Regions from separate parts of the Homo sapiens genome. Here region 2 is linked to region 1. The links are chromatin contacts, found by Hi-C or POLR2A ChIA-PET in ENCODE. All regions are on one chromosome and are shown on one strand. Each heading gives the region's core, a stretch centred on a gene start or an enhancer-like site at or near the end of the contact. The rest is flanking DNA. Distances are from core to core; before and after follow the strand shown.

Region 1 (3,008 bases), core at 375-2,874:
AGGACTTACACCAGCACCCACTATCCTTACCCCAGTTCTTAGACCCTTTGCCTTGGACTAAGAGTTATACTATCAGCTCCCTGGTTCTTAGGTCTTTGGACTTGGACTGAATTATACCACTGGCTTTTCTGGTCCTCCATATTAGAACTTCTTAGCCTTCATAATTTTGTAAGCCAATTTCTACCCTATCTATCTATCATCTGTCTATCTATCTATCTATCTATCTATCTATCTATCTATCTATCTATCTAATCTCCTACTGATTCTGTTTCTCTGGATAATCTTGACTAATACATACAGGAAGAAACTCCATTGAACTGTTTCTGATGCATAAGGCCCATGTACATTTTTGTCCTTGGATTATGCAAGAATTATTGTACCTTTATGACAGATCGTTTTTTCCACTCATTTAGCTTAAGTTGGTTTCTATTAATTGTAATCAGAATCTTAACCAGTATAGTGATTGATTGAAAGTGAGGGATAAAGAAGAGGAAGAACCTTCTTAGACATATTGAGGAAGATGGTGATGTTTTTATGGTGGGGAATATGCAAGGAGGAATTGGAGAAAATTTAGTGTGGATGAGATAATGTGTTTAGGTTTATAAAGGTATAGTTTCAGATGTTTGCAGAATATCCAAGTGGGCTTTACCAGTATGCAGCTGGAACTCAGGAGGAGTTGCATGAGATGGGATGAATATTTAAAAGTCAACAGCCTTCTGGGTGAAGTCACTGACAAGGATAAAATCGCTATAGAGAGTGGGTAAAGTGAAAATGGGGCAAATGACTGAGACGTGGGGATCACCAACATTTGAAGACAGGCAAAGGAAGGAAATCCTGTAAAGGAGCAACCAGGGACAAATGACATTAACTGGAAGAAAATAATAGGTCCACAGAAACAGACAGTGAGAGATTAAGAATAAAGGAGTGGTCAACAATGTTAGAGGCTCCAAGAAGTCAAATACTAAGAGGATTGAACATTGCTAATTGGATTTTGCTGGTAGATAATTTTTGACAACATAAACAAGATCATTTTCTGTGACATCTGGGGGCATAATCCAGATATCAATGATTAAAGAACAAATGGGAAGTATAATTACTAGATAAGGAGAAATGGAAGATGAGACAAAAAAATTACACTACTCTTTGTAGAAACTTGGTTGTAGGAAAAAAAAAAAGAATTGTGGAGTGGTAGAGAGCAGGTAACCTCAGGGGTAAGGGAGAAAAAAGGCATATGCCTGGAAAGCCAGGTATTAATGTTTGGTCAGGGCATCCTCTTCCCAGCAGAGTGCTGGAGACACACAGTGTGATCCATGTCCTTGTGCAACAAAATGAGCTGGACAAATCTAATTACTTTTCTTGGTAATTTGATCTAGAACTTAGGAAAAAAACGTACCATTTTCCAGTGAAGAAGAAGTGAAATGATGCCATGGAATTGTTGATAGGCTGGAAAAATAAAGCTGATGTGAGGGGAAAGCAAGGGCTGTCATATGAATAGGAGAGAGAGAGAGGAAGAGACCACGTAGCTTTTCGAAAGAAAAAGTTTAAAACAGTCAACGCTCGGGGCTGCTTTAGTTTCTGACATAATTTCAGTTCCTGTTTCAGGCCTTGTAAATCCTTTTAACAAACCACCCTTTTTCCTTGATTTAGTATAAATGGGTCATTTTTCTTTCAATAAAATGAGCTACTTAACTATTTTTAATTCTATAACTTGTCTTTTTAAGACATTTAAAACAATCTGTTATTTTCTAGGCTATATCACCTCTGGGGAGGCAATTGTGTGCTGTCGTTAGGAGAATGGGCTTAGATGTAGACAGGCTTGTTTAAATCTTGACTCTGCTATTTATATTTTGTGTGAGCTTGAGCAATTTGTGTGCCTTCTCTGGGGATAGGTGTTCTTATGTGTCAAGGGAGGATAATTAATTCTACTGTACAGAGTAGTTTAAGGATTAAAGTAAAATAATACACAGAAAAAACTTAGTTCAGTGTTTGGCACATAGAAAGAGCTCAATAGGGCCGGGTGCGGTGGCTCACCCCTGTAATCCCAGCACTTTGGGAGGCCGAGGCAGGTGGATCACCAGGTCAGGAAATTGAGACCATCTTGGCTAACACGGTGAAATCCCGTCTCTACTAAAAATACAAAAAAACAAAATTAGCCAGGCGTGGTGGCGGGCACCTGTAGTCCCAGCTACTTGGGAGGCTGAGGCAGGAGAATGGCATGAATCCAGGAGGCGGAGCTTGCAGTGAGCCGAGATCACACCACTGCACTCCAGCCTGGGCAACAGAGCGAGACTCTGTCTCAAAAAAAAAAAAAAAATGCTTGATAGATGCTGATTTTCAAAATATTTTTATCAGTTTACAACTAGCTATTTTAGGTAGCTTTTTCTCTGTTTATCTTAAATTTGTTTCTTTTTTAGCTTCAATGAGTTCCTTCTAGCAACCAAGTATATAATTAGTTTCTTCACGCTCTATGAATTTGCATCTTGTATGTTTGCATGGTGCTTGAAAAGATAAATGTTGAAAAGCTTGAATCTCTATGACTTGTTCTATTAATAGTTGCCTTTTATTATATTGTCTCTAGAAATACAGAATTGGAGGTTATATTTTACTTAAACTACAAAAATAATGATGAAACATTTGGATGTATTTTATATAAAGAAAATATGGAATTATTCATTCATTCATGAATTTTTTTCACTGCACATATATTTATTAAGGTTTTTCTATGTACAAAGCACAGGTAGGCACCAAAGATGATGTGAAGATTTCTAAGATATTGTGACTTCCTCAAGAAGCTACATCTGCTAGGATAGACAGACTGATTCAAATCAGAACTATGGAGTTGAAAATATTTTAAATAAAGAAAATTAATCCCTAATCTCTCATTTACAAATGGGGAAGCTGAGACACAGTGAGGTTAAGGGAATGCAGGAATTGGAATCTGGATTGCTCAAATCCTTGCCCAGTTCTTTTCCCACTAGCTCATCCAATACTGTAAAGAAAGAAGCAAG
Region 2 (3,141 bases), core at 568-3,067, 390 kb before region 1:
CACTTTATTCAAGGCTATTGCAGTAAGGGTCAAGATTATTGCAATAGGTGAGAGGATTGAAACCCAAATACATCAGGGATAAGGGGGGATTTACAGCCAATCAGCACGCTGGGGGAGTGGATGGAAAATTACTAACAGGAACTTGATTAGGTGGAGGAAGAGGAGCTTGATTGGATGTTGAGGGTGAGAGAATCTCAGTAAATGGACTTAACAAGATTCATTGCTAAAACTTGGCTCATCAGGTCAAGGGCAAGGCCTAGTTGAGAAGAAGGCTTCAGGGAACCCGACTAAAGTTTGGTCAAGGAGGGAGTCTTTGCCAGCACTCACAAAGTCATATGAGAGTCAGGACCCAAACACAGGACCCAAGCTGCTACGAGGCAGTGATGTGCCAGCCATGGCATGGCTGAAGCTTGGAGAGGAGCCAGTGGATATATCTGGGTTATTCCATCCCCTCGCTCCAGGGCTGACTGGCAGACAGTCACACTGGCTTCATCTCAGGTTCATTCATTTCTCACTGCTCTATGATACACCATACTTTTCTTCTACTTCATACTTTGAAGCTTGAATTTCCAAGATTTGATAAGAAAGACTGAAAACCATAAGCAGACTGAAAAGTGCCAAGGCTTTATCTAGATCTTGGACAAGAACTTTAACCTCATGTTTCTTGTTTGCAATATTGAGACAATACTTGTTACAGATTGAATTGCGTCCCCCAATAATTCATTTATTGACTTAACCTGCAGTATGACTGTATTTGGAAACAGGGCCTCCAAGAAGGTAACGGTTAAATGAGGTCATAGAAGGTGGGGCCCTAATCTGGTGTCCTTGTAAGAAGAGGAAGAGATACCAGAGATCTTTTCCTCTGTGCACACACAGAGGAAAGGCCATGCAAAGACACAGTGAGAAGGTGGCCGTCTGCAAGCTAGGAAGGGAGGTTTTACCAGAAACAGAATTTTCTGGCATCTTGACCTTAGACTTCTTACTTCCAGAACTGTGAGAAAATAAAAATGTCTGTGGTTTAAGCCCTCCAGTCTGTGGTACTTTGTGATGGCAGCCTGAGCACACTAGTACAATACCTATCCTGTGGGTTTACGATGAGAACTGAACATAAGGTGAGTTGAGGACCTAACTGCAATTCACACGTTGGCTTGTCCCCCTTTCCTCCTGTCATGTGATTTGTAGGGTGTTAAGGGTCTTTTGCCAGCAGACACCTTCCTTGTGACCATATGATGGTGTGGAAAATTCACACAGTAGAAGCATTCTTTTGGATTCAGGCTTTGCTTCTCTGTATAAACTAAAAGGGGGAATTTTCTGAAAGCATGTTATTATCAGTTAGGATTCCTGGTTTCAAGCAGTGTACATGGATTGGCTGGTTTAGGCCAAAAAGGAACTATTGAAAGGATATAGACTGGGGTACAGGATTGGCAGGAAGGATGGAGGATCAGATGTGGGGCCTGCCAGCTGGCAAAAGGGCCAAACGTCACACCTTAGAATGGGGCGTGAGGACTGCAGGGCTATGCTGCTGGGCGCCGGCTGCTGCTGCTCGCTCCTCTGACCCTGTGAACACTGGCCTGCTGTGACACTGCTGGACTAGACTCTTCTATGACCAAGTCCTCCACACCGATGTGCCCTGTGGTCTCTGTGATTCTGGAGCGCTGCTGTCTCCTTGGCTGAGCTTAGATCATGAACACTGGCATTTTCAGCACTGAGAGTGGGAGGCAACTCTGCCTCCTGTCAAGATTCATAAGGTGGGGAACTTCCCCAAACAATTAAAAGCAGGCTCAAAATGCCAGATGGTCAAAAAGAATAACAAGTTCCCCCACAGATACAGGGAAACCTTTCAGAACCCCCACATAGGAAGTGCAGCTTCACTCACAGGAGTGAGAACAAAGAATTGGAAAGCCGACGGCTGGTTACTCTGCATCTCTCTGCCCCTGTCTCTCTGTCTCTGTGTCTCTGTCTTTCTCTCTCTCCTATATTTTCCAGCTCCACTTGCTAAAGGTAAGGCCCACCTCTGTCCTGACCATTAGAAATTAGTTGTCTCCCTTAGAACATCTTTTTCCTCATCTTCTGCAAATACTTTTCAATCCCCCTTGGAGATTCCCTCCTCTGTCCATTTTTGGTCTGGGTGGGCTCCATCCTCAGCCCTCAGGATGGGCCATAGGACCCCGTCCCAAGCCAATCAACACACTATTCCCTTGGATGCAGGAGTGAGTATGTGACCTAAACAGCCTCGATTCCCACCCCCTTTTTTATTGAACTCAAACTTATCTGTTGCAAAGTGTACAAAGTATACAACTTGATGAATTTTACATAAAATCCGTTGTATACATCTGTGGAATCATTACTGAGATTGAGATACTGATCATTTCCATCAGCCCAGCACCTCCCCTTGTAGTCCTTCTCTGTAATACTCCACTCAAAGATAATCACTATTCCGACTTCTGTTACCATTAATGGAAATTTTACCCATTTTTAAATTCTATATGAATGGAATAATATGTAATCTTTGGTGGCTGGCTGTTGATCTTTCTGTTACTGACTTGCAGCAGTTCTTTATTTTGGATATGAGTCCTTTGCTAAATACATATATTGCAAATATATTTTCTTAGCTCATAGTTGCGTTTTGACTCTCCTAACGATGTCTTTTTAGGAATATTAGTTCAAATCGCTAGTCTTTCCTATGGTTAATGCTTTTAATTTGTTCTATTTAGAAAATCTTTTAATGCTTTTAATTTGTTCTGTTTAGAAAATCTTTGCACACTCTGAGATCATGCGCAAGTTAATGACTTTGAAGGACGAAGAAGTAAAATGTTTTTGTTGCATTTGAGATTGTGAGGCAGTGAGGCTGAGCCAGAAACGAAGACAGAAAGCAGATAGACTTGTAGGGCTGGCCTTGAGATGGGGCACTGTCACAGGGTGAGTCTGAGCTTTGCAGGCACTGTCTATTTACTATAGTTGTGGCTGAAATCAGAGGCAGGCCAAGTGGATGAGACATGGGGCAGTTGACCTCAGAAGAGATTCCTTTAACTATTTCCTTTTTTTTTTTTTTTTTCTTGAGATGGAATCTTGCTCTGTTGCCAGGCTGGAGTGCAATGGCGCAATCTCAGCTCACTGCAACCTCCGCCTCCCAGGTTCAAG

Evidence for each region. A loop is a pair of places that touch in the nucleus more often than their neighbours do. ChIA-PET counts read pairs that join two places held with the same protein, here RNA polymerase II (POLR2A). Pooled maps may share reads with other maps.
Region 2: a map of OCI-LY7 shows a loop between it and region 1 (2.9-fold over the local background). The contact joins two enhancer-like sites. A Hi-C loop is called at or near these places in 1 of 168 maps with a recorded cell type or tissue (OCI-LY7), 19 of 37 single-sample maps with no recorded cell type and 6 of 50 pooled maps. POLR2A ChIA-PET finds 5 or more read pairs at or near these places in 1 of 52 experiments (GM12878).

Annotation. Positions count from the first base shown.
Region 1 is chr1:173,019,132-173,022,139 of GRCh38, reverse strand. No RefSeq gene overlaps it. Among named protein-coding and RNA genes, the nearest start is that of TNFSF18, 30 kb to the left of the region's middle. Within about 2 kb of position 1,624, at least 4 of the 41 ENCODE cell types and tissues checked have a DNase peak (open chromatin) inside an H3K27ac peak, as active enhancers do; they include GM12878 and OCI-LY7, where a contact is called at or near this core.
Region 2 is chr1:173,412,032-173,415,172 of GRCh38, reverse strand. All of the region lies in intron 2 of LOC100506023 (a long non-coding RNA gene), which reads left to right. It also overlaps a transcript of TNFSF4 not described here. Among named protein-coding and RNA genes, the nearest start is that of PRDX6-AS1, 48 kb to the left of the region's middle. RefSeq lists enhancers at 470-519, 580-739, 1,320-1,369. Within about 2 kb of position 1,817, at least 4 of the 41 ENCODE cell types and tissues checked have a DNase peak (open chromatin) inside an H3K27ac peak, as active enhancers do; they include GM12878 and OCI-LY7, where a contact is called at or near this core.